Linked DNA regions of Mus musculus: region 2 is linked to region 1. A link is a loop called in an ENCODE intact Hi-C map of the cell type or tissue named here. Cell type or tissue: gastrocnemius. All regions are shown on one strand.

Region 1 (8,000 bases):
GTCATCCTCTCTCAGTGAAGTTTTGTAACAAAAGACAAGAAAAATACCCAGATAATTGAAAAATGTTTACATTTTGAGCAAATAAAACCAGCATAGGGTAATCTAACTTGAGCCCAAGATGACGTACTATGCTATTTTGAGAACTTTCTAGATAAAATAATACTGAGAGTAACAGTGAGATGTGCCCCTAAATGAGCCATTCCAGACTTGATGGAAGAGAAACTTTCCCATGTCATTCTGAAACCTAGTGGTAATCCAGTGAAGAATTTTCTTTTTCAAATAGGAAGGCCAGAGAAGGGGTAATGGCACATTTACTTATGGGTGAGATAAATTCAGGGAAAATGAAGTATTTATAGAATCACAATAAGAAGGTAGGAAATTTTAATATTTTTTTATGACAAGAACCGTAGGATTCTTACACTTGGTAATAAAAGACAGAAGGTAATGTATATGGTTCAATCATTTGTGCAGAAGCAGTGTGTATCATAGTCATTGAAAGTTATCTTTGGGAAAATATTCTAGTTAAAGTCCATTTCACAAAGAGTTTAAAGAAGCATATAGAATATGCACATAAATTATATATAATATATGCACATATACCATATGTATATATAATATACCACATATATGTGTGTGAATATATGACTATATATCACATACCTGTGATATATATAATATATGTAATAGAAAAATATAAAGAAATCAGGAGTAAGCTAGCAATTTGTTCCTGGATTTTCTGGATATATTCCCTTTTACCAGAAAGAAACTGGAACTGCTGGTTAGTTAGTGAACTTCCAGTGGCATGTGCCAGCCAGAGAGCAGAAACCTAATTTCTTCATCTCTCCTCATTACATTGTGATTCCCCACAACGTGTGGAGCCTCAGATGCCCAGCATGGAAACCTGTTAGTAGTGCATACTTTGTGGGCTCCCTTTCCCTCTGTATCTTGTTCCTGCAGTCTTCTCTTGTTCTGGGAATTCTTTCCCAAGTGACCTCCAGTTGCCTCTTGATACTTGCAAGAGGTTATTGGCTTTAGGATTCCTCACAGATATCAAAGTCGAGGTAACAACTAAGTCTCTGTATATGAAATGCATAGTATTTGCATATCATGTATATTTTAAATAACCTCTATATTACTCATAATATTAAATACAATGCAAATATGATGTACTTGCTATGCTATGATGCAAGAGTGTGTGCTTGTTCAATAGTGATGCATTTAAGAAAGTCTTCTTGATCTGAGGTTGCTTGAATTTGAGTATTTGGAAAGTACAGGGCTGATGGCACTTGCCATTTAAGTCCTGGTCTCGAGCTCTGTGCCTATGATGGTAGATACTGACAGAACAAAGCAAGAACAAGCAAACAGCCAGCAAAGGCTCTGAAGACATCACCGGGAATCTTTGGATGACTCCAAGGATAAAGGAACTGTTACTGCTGAGGACAGTGACAGTGTTGAGGGAAGTTCAGTCTGATAAATGTCAAGTTTTACGAAACTTAGAGATATAGTGAGGGGAGGGATGCTAAGTAGCCACAGAGAAGATGTAGCTAGAGTGTACATTTGGGGGTCGTCAGTCTCTAAGCAACTGTGAGAAGCCAAGGGAACGGAGCAAGTATGAGTTGCTACAGAGATGAATGGGCATCCAGAGAGCCCAGAAGTCTGATCTCCCATGAAGGAGACTGAGACCTGTACAATGAGAGCAACTGGGGGTGAGGGTGGAGCAGAGCTTCTTCTACAAGGCCTGAGAGGCACGGGCTTGTACTTTGGAGTTGTGTTAGATCCCTGAAGTGAGGAAGGAAAGGAGATGAGGAGGAGGAGGGGTTAGGAGGTGAGGGTGTCTTCTCAACCCTGGCGAGAGGTTTTCCTCATGGCTCTTAATAGAACTTTGGTGCCGTTCCGGATTGCCACAGTTAGTTAAGTTCTGACCTGCTTCCTGCTACCAAGGAATGCTTCGATGACAGCGAGTCCCCTCGCCAGTGCAGCTCAGGAGAGACAGTCCCGTAACAAGCTAGCTGCTTCTCCATCCTCCCTTTGCACTGGTAGCCGGCCTGTCTGGCTCTCAGCCTGCTGAGTCTTTGTCGTTCTCGGAGGGAGGCGGGTCCTTTGGAGACCTGGATGCAGCTTCCTGAGAGCCAGCGTTAGACAAGGAGTCCAATGGCATCATCTGAATCTGGAAGTTGCTGTGGGTCGTACAGTTAAACTCCTTTGGATGACTTAGAAGACTCTGTGCTTTTCAATACCTCTGCTGGGGCTTTGCTGCCATTTAAAAAGGCATAGACTTCCGTGCCATGTTGGGCATTGGCAGTGATGGAAGTTCCTGGAACTTGGACACTACCTTAATTCAGCAAATTCGCATCCCTCTCCTCTAAGCAATTGTTAGACTCAGCAGCACCTTTATGCAGCACACCGGAGGACAACATATGCATCTCCCATGATTCCTTCTTCGCTTACCTCCTACCGAAGGCTCCCACCCAGGGTGGTATATACTTGTAAAGACTCACTTAAATGTGTGCTTTGTACACATCTAGCCTGTCTCTGTTCATACCAGCATTGCTTCAAGCAAGGATCACCCATCTTCATGTGCATCGTGTTTCCTGTAAAGAGCCCTGTGATCAGACAGTGGCTTATTCTGTGAGTGTAGTAACATGGTGGAAAGTGCTCCTGTTTTGTCCCATTCCCTTCCAGAGATGTGTCGTGGGAGCATCCGGGACATTTGGTTAATTGGCCAACCCTAAGGTTTCCTGGTTTGTTTTACTCATGATTGTTTTCTCCCATCTACTACAAATGATAAAAAACAACTTTCTCAATAGAATAAAAAAAGAGAGATAGAGCGAGAGAAAGACATGGGTTCATGGGTTGGTGTCACTCTGTAGTTTGACGGCAGAAACCAGAATCTGGCCTCTTCTCTGATGTCACTGACTGCCTGACCCCACTTAACCTTCCTGTTAGTTTCTGAGTTTCCAGAAAATGTATTACTTCCCAGAGATATCAGGAAACTCCGAGAACGAAGAGCACACAGAGAAAGAAAGTTAGGAAACGTGAGCGAGCATTGCTCTCGCCCCTTGGCAGAACGCACCCAAAGCATTTTTCAAATAAAACCTCACATCAGCTTAGTGAGACAAACAACTTCTGAGGGCGCCGACGTTACCTTTTTTGAGGTAAAGTTAAAGCTGATTTAAAGAGAGATCAGAGCTCCATGTTGCCTCGGTGGAGCCTCACGTGATGTAAATTTTAGTGCACAACAGCTTTTTGCAAATGAGCCCTAACTGTGGGGATTACATGGTAGTTCCTAGGCGTAAGAAGCCTACAGTTCTCAAAACCGTATGCAGATTAGCAGTCAGGTTTGCGACACTTGAAATCTTGTCAAGGTTCCTTTTTATGACATTGACAGACTTGCCCTGCACCCTATCCAGGTAATGGCTGCTCATGGTCAGCCCCTGGAGGGACATATCAGGGCTGCAAGGCTGCTGACCCCTGGAGACTGGAATGTGCATTTCCTAGCCAGGGCTCGGAGCCAACTTCCTATTTATTTAGGAGGCCCTGGGCACTTGGGAGCCAAGCAGAGCTTGTGATGCAAGTTTTAGCTGCAAAGCATGTTGGGGTTGCCCAACGTGTCTGACTGAAATATGATTTGAAAGATTTCTCAAAGCCCAGGTGGCGTGAGCCGCAGTCACGATTAGGTAGTCTTTTATAGCCCTTTAAATTCTGACCTAAGTAAACAGAAAACCAGGCCAAGCAATGAGGAAGCTCTGCAGGTCTGCAGTGGGAGAGTTCCCTCTCCCCTTCCTGTTCATAGCATCAGTCAAGAGGATGTCACTGGGGGTAACACAAACCCCAAAGTTTTGTGTCCAGATGTCTTGCGGATTCCCGGGTGTGTATGTGGGGCGTGCATGTGTGTGTTCACAGGCACATTTGCTTTTGAAACAGAAAGGTACACATAGGAAAGGATACAGGAAAGGGTGAGTGGCCTGCAGGCAGAGTCCCTGTGTGCTCAGGACCTGCAGAGAAGCCTGGCTCAGGGGGCTGATGCTTAGATGAGAGTGGGATCCGCTCTCAGGCTGCTGTGATGCAACTGGAGAGCATTTTACCTGCCTGAGGATTTGGTGAAGGCTGCTGAGTTCTGAAGCAGGTAGGATAAAGATGAGTCTAGTTGGAAAACACAGAGGTATTCTGGGGAGGATGGAAGACCGGAGCAGCATAGAGGACAGAAACAGATTCGGCTTAGATTCCCTGGTTAGAAGGAATCTAGAAAGTTCAGAGTTCATGCTACTGCTCTGCAGACTGCCGCCGAGCAAGCAAAAAGGATTTAATTCATGAAATATTAAAAATGCAGGCAAGCTGACCTTTTAGCCCATCTTTGTAGTATTAAAGGAGTAAATGAATAGGTTCTCGGTAATTAGACTCCTACAGAGAATTTAATTTGTGTGTAGGTATGGTAAGTGTTTAGCAATTCAATGCACATCCTGCTTTGGCCACCACTGAGCGGTGTCTCAGGCTGATGATCACACAAGTGGCAGTGCCTAAGCCTCACAGTTATCATCTGCCACCCGGGGAACCTTGGAGCCTGTTCACTAGGGGTTCCTGAGAGACTTTTGGTAGCATAATGGGAAAGGGAAGGGCAGTGGGGTGACTTCTGTCCTCGTGTAGCCGTTGCCCAACATTGTAGATGGAGATGCAGAACCTGGCAGAAATATTGATTCTATAACGCATTATCCTCCGCGGGCACAGGACAGCGCTCTGTTTTATCTTCTTGAGACAGAAGACATGAGAGAGAAGTGAATTAGGTAGTACAACAGAGACTGCAAACTCCTTCCCAAAAACAGCTGTAAGTTTTACCTGTGTCTGGGCCTCTGAGTTCAATGGCCTTTTATCCAGATTCACTTTGGCTCTTCTTGCATATTCTTCGGGCTTCCTAATATAGACTCTAATTCCCCCTCTGTCTTTTATTAGTGGATGTTAGCGTATGAAACAGGGTTTCCTTATGCCATTTCCATGCGTGAATATAAGAAACTTGGATGAACTGATCCCTTCTGTGACCCATGCTCATCGATAGTAGTGTCCCCTTTGCTTCCAAGTGCGTCTAGATTATTGTCAATGTAAGAACTTTTAAAATTGAGGGTCTCGCTTTGTTACCCAGATGGTCCTCAGTGCTCTGGGCTCAAGCAGCCCTCCTGCTTCAGCCTCCTGCATACTGGGGCTATAGGTGTACCATAGCACCTAGCTGACCCAGGTTCTCCTGGAGCAGATTGCAGTACGTATACCTGGATAGACTGTATGTTCTTGCTTACTGGCATATTTTTATATAAAACCAAAGATCCTTCAAGTGGTTTCCTGAATGTAAGAAAATACACATTTACACTTTGAAAGATATTAGTCCTCACCGCCAAATATCTCTGAAATAGCTTCCGTCTTTAGTGCTATGGATTGATGCTTCGTGCTGAGTGTTTTGAATGTGCTCTTTGTTGCCCCTTCCTGGACAGAGCTAGGAAGGCAGTGCTGCCTGCTTGGTACATGGGAGTGCTGAGGCTTTGTACCGAGAACATACCATAAGTCCTGGACATTCAGGATCCCAGTTTATCCTTCCACCAACCACTGTCAGGTGCACACACAAGTCTCTTCATATTTATGAATTTAGGAAGTAGAGCAAAATTTAGTTTTGTTCTTAAGTGACTGTCTTACATAGGATTCGATACCTTGACATGTTTACTGGCTAGCTGCGAAGTTTTTAAATTGTCTTTTATAATCTCAGCCTTATTTTTATGAGATTGTTCACTTGTTTTCCTTATTGGGTCCTTCGAGTTCCTCCCTCCTTCCCTCCTCCCCTCCCTCCCGCCTCTTCATTCCCTAGGGTCTAGGGTGTTCTAGCCAGGTGCTTTCCCATCAAGTTGTAGCTCTAGTCCTCTTTTAAACTTTTTATCTGGAAACAGGATCTCACTAAACAGCCCAGATTAGGTTTGAATTCACCAAATACCCTAGGCTGGTCTTGAACTTGTGACCTTCCTGGCTCAAGCTCCCAGTTAGCTAGATTTCAGGCCTGTTCCACTATGACAGGCTGATTTCTACATGTCTTATGTAGTAACCCTCTCCCTTGTATGGCAAACCCCTTTTCTCTTCAGTTTGTTTCTATCAACTCTTTGTGTGCTTTGCCAAACAGAACTTTATATATCTAATTGTGAATCCGTTCATCTTTTAAGGCCTGAGTGGTTGGCTACCCTTCTTCCATCATAGGAGTATAATATTTTCTATGCTTTCTTATGTTTCTATAATTCCTCAATAACATTTATTTGTGATTGACTCCATTGGGTTTTGTCACTTTGACACAAACCTAGACATATCGAGGAAGAGGGAATCATAATTGAAAAAAACAATGCCTCCGTAAGGCAAGTTTCTAGAGCATTTTTTTTTTTGATTAATGGTTGATGTGGGAGGGCCCAGTCCACTGTGGGTGGGGCCATTCCTAGACAAGTGGTTTTAGATGGTATAAGAAAGCAGACTGAGCAAGTCATGAGAAGCAAGCCAGTAAGCATCATTCCTCCATGGCCTCCGCTTCAACTCCTGCCTCCAGGTTCTTCTAGTGTTTGAGTTCCCGCCCTGGCTTCCCTCAGGGATAGAGCGTGCCCTGAGAGTTATTAGCTGAAGTAAACCATTTTCTTCCCAAGTTGCTTTCTTTGTCATGGTGTTTTATCACACTAATAGACACCCTAAGTAAAATCATTTTAGATACTGAGAACAGTTACAGCCAGATTGCAAACCCTTGTGTTTTGCTACACAGAGGGTGATGTAGTTAATAATCTTGTATTATATTAATCACATTGCTGTAAGAAAGGGTTTGGAATGTTCCCATCATGAAGAAATGATAACCGTTCGAGATGATGGGTAATCTGCTCATGCTGTGTTGAGCAGCTCCTCAGGAATAGACAGATATATTGAAGCATGGTTCTGCACTCTATACAGCCTGTCAGTCCTCTAGCCTAGATTATAAAATTATTAATTTATTTTCACATAGGTTCTTACATGTTCTTTATAGCAGTGATTTATTTCAGAAGCATCCTGGGAACGTAAGCTGGCTTTAATCGTCACGTTTCTGCACGTGTTGGGGAAAGCCTAGTATAATGGCATGCAAAACATCCACTATCCTTAGATGCTGCACAGTGTGCAAGGAATTCAGTTAGGAGCCACTATTTTTATATATCAGTTTAGAAAAAATCGAACCCACCCACTTTTACCTAATCCAGATTAACATCGGAGGGTCTGTGCCGACTGTGTTTGGACAACCCCATCATTTGGGTTCTAAGGTTGGCAGAAGTGAAGACTAAATTGGTTTGCCAAGGAACCCTAAAGTTCCTCCTGTCTCTACACAAGTTCCTCCAGAGCTCAGATTACAGACCTGTGTTACCATCCAAGCTATTTAAGGGGATTTGAACTCTGGTCCTGATGATTGTGTGGTGAGTACTTTTTGAGTCATATCCTCAGCCCATGTCTTCCTTTCTTGTAACACACAGCCACTCTCCAGAGAGACCGCATCTTCAAGCATTTTACCAGGAAGCGCCAAAGGGCTATGCGAAGACGAGTCCATCAAGTGAACGGACATAAGTTCATGGCCACGTACCTGAGGCAGCCCACCTACTGCTCTCATTGCCGAGAGTTCATCTGGTGAGACAGCCTGCTTACCCCCACCCCACCCCACTTTCACCTCCATCCCTGGGCTTGCTGCTGGAGGCTTCTTTGGCTTATGTGTGGTTTCAGGAGAAAACATAATGGATACTATTCTTCAGATCTGACTTTTGCCTCCTATTCGATACATTGATCCTCTTTTAACAGGTTTAAACTCCTACTAAAATAATAGCAAAACTAAGTAATTTACGGACCCAAATGTTAGATATTATTTCGTATACTAGTTACTCTATTGAAGATGCTAATAGATGAAAGAGCATGAATCAGAGAGAGAGGAGAGTCAATCAATTGATAAATTAGAAAACCTGGCTGAGGAGAAAGGAAAATTA
Region 2 (8,000 bases), 96 kb before region 1:
TACATTTTTATTAATTGTACACCCACTTTATTCAGTATATACAAGATAAATGAATGGGATGCAGGTAAATTTTTTTTTCTTTAATGGAAACGGATCATACCAGACACCGAAATTGGTAAGACCTCAAGTTGAAGATTTGTGTTTTCACCTTGAACCTGAAGAGCAAATGGAGCCAAGAATAAGGACGTTTGTAAAGATACCAGAACTTGGCCAAGTAGACAACAGGAACTCCACACAAACGAAAAGCCAAGTCTTTCCATTTTTCAATTGATAAGCCTCAAAACTTGAATGCCGGTCATAAGAGGGAACTCGATGCAGGTTACCTACGCTTGTAATAAGAGCGAGAATAGGGCTGTAAAGCCTACCTACAGTACAAAGGGGATGCGGGTGTGTTACAAACGATGTTATGCCAGTGAGCTCTGTGTCTCAGACAAAATGCACACATAGCTCGAAAAGACAGAAGCTGCCCAATTCTCCTCAAGTAACTTAAGTAGTTTTATGATCGTTAAACTAATTGAGTTTATAGTTAGAAGTCTTCACCAATACAACTCACTGTCCCAGATGGCTTTAGTGATGACTTATATACTTAAAAGATGAGTTATTACTTGCTTTGCACAGATTCTTTCAGAAAATAGAAGGCAACGAAACAGATTACTTCATTATTTAAAATAATACCAAAACACAACAAAGATATTACAAAGCATGACAAAAATACCTGTAGGCAGGTATCATCCTTCATGATGTAAAAAGCTTTGAATTTTAGTCAGTTAAATACAACACCCTAGCAAGTGGAGAGTATCCCATAACCAAGTGAGGGCTGTATCCGGGACTCTAAGGCAGATTTAATGTTTGTAGAGCTGCTAGCGCACACTTCTTGTGGATAGGGTCAAAATAAAGGCTTCTATGACCACCTCAATAGATAAATCAAAAGCATTTGAGAAAATGAACAATCCACCCAGGATAAAGTTTCTGAGCAAGCTGGAAACAGAGAGAATCTTCTTAGCGTAGAGGCCGTCTATGCTAATCTGCAGGAACATCTTGGTGACAGAGTGAGTGATACTCTGCTGTGATCAGGCACAAGGCAAACGTGCTGCTCCCTCTACTTCCACACTGTCCAAGAGTGCAATAAGGAAGTTTCAGGAAACAAAATGCTCGTAGACCATAGAAGAAGAAGAAGTAAAACCATCTTTACAGAAAAAAAAGGAAGACCAACAATCAAGTTTAGCTGGTTTGCAGGATCCAAACTAATATCTAGTGTACAAAAATCAACTGCGTTTCTAAATCATTAGCAGTGAACTATTGAAAACGGAAATTATTTTTAATATATCACTTGTAAGAAAATTGAAGATGAAATTGGATGAATTAGACAAAATAGATGTGAGACTTTTCCAGTGGAAGTGATAAAAACATTGCTGAAATACAGAGCCAAGGAAATGGAGACTATGATGTATTCATGGCTGGAAGGATTTTGAATTATTAAGAACCCTGCTCTTCCAAAATATTCAGTAGATTTAGCACCGTCTCAGCCAGGATTTCAGGAAGGTTCAGAAGTCATAGAAACTGACAGACAGATACTAATTATATAGAGATAGAGACAAAGGACCTATATTGGTCTGAGAATTAGTTTTAAAAAGAGCACATAGAAGGATGCGCACTATCTGATTTTAGAGGTTATTGTAGTGTTACTGTAGGCCAGTGGAACAGAAGAATCCAGAAACGGATCTGCACATGAACCATCAGTTAGATTTTAACGAAAGAGCCCAGAAGTTAGTTCGGTGGGGGAACATGTCCGTCTTCTCAACAAGTGGCCGGGCTGTGTAGCCCTGTGGAGAAGCGGAGGCTTTGGCTTCTACGCCACACCATGCACAAAGTTAATTCGAAATGCAAGAAGAAACTGTAAGATTTCTGTAAGAAATTATAGCAGAAAATCTTAATAATTTTGAGCTCGGCCAATAAATAAATAAATAATAAAGGAAAAAAACAGCTATCCCAAAGCCCATATTATTAGGATTGAGCTTTTTCAGATTTAAAAATTACTTGTTTTTTTTAAAAAAGATTTATTTATTACTATATGTAAGTACATTGTAGCTGTTGATTACAGATGGTTGTGAGCCACCATGTGGTTGCTGGGATTTGAACTCAGGACCTTTGGAGGAGCAGTCAGTGTTCTTAACTGCTGAGCCATCTCACTAGCCTTAAAAATTACTTCTTAAAAGATGTCCAGCATTATGAAAACACAAGCCAATGTCTAAGAGCAGATAACTGCATAATGTAAATTAGGCAGAGTGCTGGCAACACAAATAAATAAAATAACTCTAAAATCGCAACAGTAATGAGAAAACACCCTATTTGTGCAATTTAAAAGCTGGTCATAGCATTTGAATAAAATCCCTTTATGGTAAATAGCATATTATGGTAAATACCATAATCCTAATCACTAAGGAAATACAGATTAAAAACAAAATCACTGTATTCCCCTTGGAAAGGCCAGAGTCAGTGCCCTGCCCGTCCCAAGTGCAGGATAGGAAGGGTGCAGCTGTAGCTGTCCCACACAGCCGTTAGGAAAGCCAAGTGCTGCAGTCCGCTTGGAAAACGGAACATGTGCTTATTGTATGATTTATCTACCCGTGTGTTTACCAAGAGAGATCGAACCATTCACAATGCGACCTGCGCAAGAGCATCCACAGTGGTTTCATCTGTGACAGCTTCCAATCCGGAAACTCGTGTGCAACAAACAGGAATATGTAAATAAATGGAGTTGTAGCCATACCAGTCAGAACACGTGAATTAGTGATGCATGCAGCAATGTGGGTAAATCTCAAGGGAAATCTGCCCTGTGCGTTGGCCACAGCTATGTGGCCCTACCCCCAAAGGGCATTATTGTAGGATTCAATTTATGCAAAGTTCTGGAAAATGAAATTAAGCCTTGGTGACAAGAAGCACATTTGTGGGTGTCTGGGAGTGAGGGATAGATAGAACGTAATGGAGGCTCAGGGGCATTCTGGGGACAGGTGAATTATTTATTATTTTTACAGCGATGATGGGCTCACAGTGACACGCCAAGGGCTCACCAAGGCCTTCACTTTATAGACGTGCCTCACGTTACATTTCAGTCATGCTTCAAGAAGACTGTAGAAAAACAGTCAAGGTTTATCATCTTTATTTTGCTGAAAGTGTAAAATGAGTGCTAACGATGACAGATTTGAGCTGGCACCCTCTCTGGGAAGCAGCATTGCTCCCTCAGAGCAGGATCCTAGAAAACCAAAACCCCATAAAGAAGTGTATTAAGTTAATTTTTGGACACTTTCATTGTCCAGATTATCATTCTTTTTTCTGCTTCTTCTGGAGCTTGTTTGTTTTGTATAATTTCTTGGACTCCAGAATATTCAGAGTTCGCTGAAGGCACTGTTTCCACCCCCGCCCCACGCCCGCCCCCCCCCCCGTCCCCCCCCCCCGCCCCCTGTTCCCCCCACCCCCCGTGGTATTTGCCCTTGTTTTCTGACTCCTCTGGTGTCTAAAACTTGAGGCTGGGTGTAGAGGACATGAAGGAGGCAAGAGGAGCGGGGAGGCTGCGTCATGGAAAGACCTTGGCGCCCCTCAGGAAGGAAGGACCTGCTTGGCGGGATCCCAGGCTCTTTTCCTGTTCAACCTCCCGAAGACATTCCGTTCTGTGTGGCCCTGCAGAGCAGCTCTCTCAGTTTCTCTTCTGAGATACCCCTTTGATAGTCCTGTCAGGTGGAGCTGCCTGGTGCCCTGTGGGCAGCCAGTGACTGTCTCTTGACCTGATTGCTGGACACAAGGGCATGAGATTTTTTTTTTACACCAAATTTCTTCTGTATTTTCTATCACTTGGCTTCTTTCTTCTCTTTTGTACTTTGTAATGGTTATTAATTCTCATGATTGGTTTTTGTTCCCCCTGAGGGAACAAAGGAGCGTCTAGCATTGACTAGCTTGCAGTGTTTTACGGGAATATGATTTAGACTCTCTAGGGAGGTCTGGTCCGACGTCTGAATGAGCTCTCTAGTCCTTCCGTTTCATTGGGAGATGGCTTTTGCTCTGGGAGGGCTGGTTGCTTTGTCATGTAGGTTATGGCTGGGATGGATAGCTGCCTCCACAGATGCATCCTTCCCACCTCTGCTCTTATCACTCTCTGCGATCACTTTGCTAATCAACTTCTTTATTATACCTCTCCTATGTTTTCAGTGTTGGCGATTGAACCCAGGGCCTTCACCCATGCTAGCCAGTCTCTCCCGTCACTGGGCTACACTGCTAGCCCTCACATCTCCCTTCTGTAGTGTGTAAGGTCTTGGGGAACAGGGTACTCTTCTGACCCCAGCACTGTGAACAGTCTGTGGTATGTGACACCAGATGTCTGTTAAAACAAACAAACAAACAAACAACCCCAACAAATAAATAAGAGAAAGAAGTTTTATGTGATGTTGGGGCAAATAAAGTGTATGTATTTGGAGAATATCTTTTTCTTTAAACCTTTCATTCATCTTCTAAGCCAGTCAGTGTTGCATCTGTTGATCAGTGGCATACCCACGTGACCTTGAAAGATTGGCTTGGATGTTTATGTCCATTAAATATATTAGTAGATGGAAAATGCTCTGTGTGGTGGGCTTGTTGGTTTTCTGGGGCAGGAGGTCCCAACCACCCCTGGGCAGGTGCTTGTGGGTTGTATAAAACATAGATAGGCCAACAGAGTTCCTCCATGGCCTCTGCCTCAGTTCCTGCCTCCAGATTCCTGCCTTGAGTTTTCCTCAATAAAGGACTGTGACCTGCCAGACGAAATGAATCCTTTGTTCCTCAGGTTGCTTTTAGTCATGGTCTTTATCACAGCAATAGCAAGCAAACTAACATAGATGCAACATCCCTGGCTTTATCCATTCTAAAAGTCTATGGGTTTTGTATTGGTAGTATCTGGTAATTCCCTTCAGTTGAAATTTTTGAGCCCTGGGTTATGTCTGGAGGCATAAGCAAGAGCTGCATGGGAGGAGTCTGAATCATCTCGCCTTGTGCAGTGTGGTTATCTGAGAGCATCTGAAAAGGTACCTTGTGGAGGCAGAAGTGGACGAATTTTTAGGAGGTGAGTAGCAAGCAGTTAGGGAGGGAAGTCCCTGAAGTCTTTCTTCTACAGTTTTTTTTTTTCTATTTTATGCAACAGCTGGCTATCGCATATCTCATTGTGTATCGATGGCTAAGTTCTCTTTTATTAGGATGTAATAAAAGATCGAGCCTGCGTAGTGACTGCTTTCTACTCTTACTGCTGTAACACCCAGAGTGGCCTTTCTCAGTTGCCACCCAGAAACCACAAGCTCCTCCTCGGTTTCTCGGGCCTGATCAGAGAAACCCACAATTTCTAGTTCAGTTCGGGGTGTTCTCCTTTGTTTTGCTGCTGGTTTCCTCTTGAGACATCTGTCTCCCCGCACTCTAGCCCACACGCTGCAGAGTGAGAACCTTCCAGTTCCCCCACAGACCCAAGCATAGTGCTCATTCCTACCTACAGGCTTCCTGACAGACGATAGCCAGCCAAGAGAACCTTCTCTGACCTGTCCAGTTCTGCTTTGCTGCTCCTTCCATCCCTCTTGGCCACAACGTCTCTAACCTGAAGGAATGGAGTGTGAATGGCTTGTCTCTCACAGACATCTGGGAAACTGGTCTGTGGCAGTTCAGAGTATACGGCAGCCAAGTGACTAAGCCTCTTCTTTTTCGGTCTAGAGGTAGCTGGTGTAATAGACACATCTCTATCTGAAATGCCCAGCTAAGCATGCCCACCGTGGAAGAGTGAGCTATGGACCAGGCTTGATGTTGTGTACCCTTGAGAGTCCGTGGGTGAAACAGACGCAGCCTGTTCCTTTGTAGGTCTCATAGTTCCAGTGAGGAGATAAATTGGGGATGGAAAACCCATAAACAACACTAGCCAGGAAATTACAGCATGGAGGCCGGTCGTCAGGTATTGGTAAGCAACTGGTTTGGGGGAAATACAGACATTTTCCTGGAGAGAAGAGGAGCTGATTTATAATGCTCTTGCATAGATAACCGTGGGTGACCTGCTTTGCTTAAATGACGGAAAGATCCCTCCTCAAGAGGAACAGGAACTTCTGACCTGATGATGCTCTCCAGGAGACATCACAGGTGAAAGGCCTTCCTGCGTCTCTGAGCTCCCTGCCCCCAGACGCTTTGGAAACTATGGCAAGGAATTATGTTTTGATATCTGTAAATAGCCTGCGAATATTTGTGACTTCCACGGGCAGAAAGCAGTTAACTCTGTGTTTGACTCACACAGCACCTCAAGTTCTGTATCTTCTTGAACCAGGAGCCAGTTAGTGTTGTGACACTCCAGTTTGCCACGGTCTCCACCGCTCCCTGTTACACAAGCAGACCCTTTGACTCAGGGCCTTCTCAACCCTGGGAGGAGGGTCGGAGCTGGTGACACCATAGCCTATACCTTCATTTTCAGGATGTGGGAACTAAAATTCCAGCCCAAGCAGTATTGTTGCTGTGCTCACAGGAAGTGTCACACACACACACACACACACACACACACACACACACACACACACACACACACGAGCACATTTAAGGTCTGTATACTGAGCCTTTAATCCTAGCACTCGGGAGGCAGAGGCAGAGGCAGGCAGATTTCTGAGTTTGAGGCCAGTCTGATCTACAAAGTGAGTTCCAGGACAGTTAGGGCTACATAGAGAAACCCTGTCTCGAAAAACCAAAACTAAAAAAAAAAAATCTGTACACTGTGTATACATATAAGATATCCATTAATTTATAAATATACTAATCGATCTTTGTCTGGATTCCAGATTAGATCTGTAGTGTCCTACGCAGAGAAGCAGATGTCTCAGTAATTATGTTGGGGACTTAACTTTTACTGGAAATTAGTATTGTATGACCTATTAGTATTGTATGACCTATCCCATTAGAAGAAGACCCTTTAGATCTTCTTTTATTATAGTGTTGAGGTTTGGACCCAGCACTTGCATATATTAGGTAAGCCCCGCTTTGCTTTGTAGATCACAGCTTACATCGTATGTGAGGACTGTGTTGTCAGGAGAACGGGTGACTTTGTCCCCTATCAGCTGGGATCTCAGGCAAATCTCCACTTATCAGAGTTTCAGCTTTCTGGCCTTTATCCCGGAAGTATTGCAGCAGGATATCCCTAAGGACCCTTCCATCTATCTGTATAGCCTCTGCCTCCATCCTGTAGGCGACTCTATATGTCATTTCCTGCTTTAGGCGACCGTCATTTCCTCCCTTTGGGAGTAGCTGGGTTGGTAAAGCAGTCAGTGTGAGTTATGTCTCATTAGAGTTAGTGACTCCTACGAATTGAATTGGCCCCAAATCTAAATTGCTCAGGCTAGGAGAGGATTGAGCCTGTGTCCAAATGACTTGTCCGGCATCAACAGGAATGTTGGCGTTATTTCCTTGGCTTAAAAAATCAAATCAGACTGAAGTAATTATGATGAAGCCTCATTTCAAGCCAGGTGGTTGTAGTTCTTAATTTACACTAATGCACTTCTCATCCTATTGGGCAGTTCTAAGTTATGCCCCTCTTACCTCATGCCAGAGAGAGAGAGAGAGAGAGAGAAAGAGAGAGAGAGAGAGAGAGAGAGAGAGAGAGAGAGAGAGAGAGAGAGAGAGAGAGAGTAGCCCACTGTTTAAGCTTTTGATAGATTCTCATTAGCAGGGTAATTAAAGCTTTGTAGTCTTGAAGTGTCTGTAGCCACCAGTTTATATCTCCACCCTAGGTGGTGACAACACAGTAAATCACTTGCAGGACAGATGTTTTAATTAGATGGAGGAGGGAGCCCAAGGGTACTGGCCATCATAGCCCTGAAAGGCTGTGCTGGAGAATCTTGTAAAGCAGGAGGTTTTGCTGAGTACCATCCAAAAGGTTCCGGCACAGTTAGGATGCCAGTCTGCTCCTGTAGGACCCAGTGAATCAGAGCCCTGACCATCAAGGCACCAGGGTAGAGTGTGGT

Evidence for each region. A loop is a pair of places that touch in the nucleus more often than their neighbours do. Peaks named below come from ENCODE experiments on the same cell type or tissue, not always from the same donor. Only the 100,000 strongest peaks of a DNase experiment are listed, where the experiment ranks them.
Region 2: a loop joins it to region 1, with 3 times the contacts of the local background. A loop is called at or near these places in 17 of 42 quality-filtered maps.

What each region holds. Positions count from the first base shown.
Region 1 is chr12:73,684,049-73,692,048 of GRCm38, forward strand. It overlaps Prkch (protein kinase C, eta), which reads left to right. Exons shown (of 14, transcript NM_008856.4): 3 at 7,500-7,650. Among named protein-coding and RNA genes, the nearest start is that of Gm34189, 94 kb to the right of the region's middle. In gastrocnemius, a CTCF peak has its summit at 3,462; a DNase peak (open chromatin) is centred at 3,489; H3K4me3 peaks cover 235 bases; H3K27ac peaks cover 4,267 bases.
Region 2 is chr12:73,588,203-73,596,202 of GRCm38, forward strand. All of the region lies in intron 1 of Prkch (protein kinase C, eta), which reads left to right. Among named protein-coding and RNA genes, the nearest start is that of Prkch, 7.4 kb to the left of the region's middle. In gastrocnemius, no CTCF peak of the experiment used is centred here; a DNase peak (open chromatin) is centred at 3,618; H3K4me3 peaks cover 3,710 bases; H3K27ac peaks cover 5,965 bases.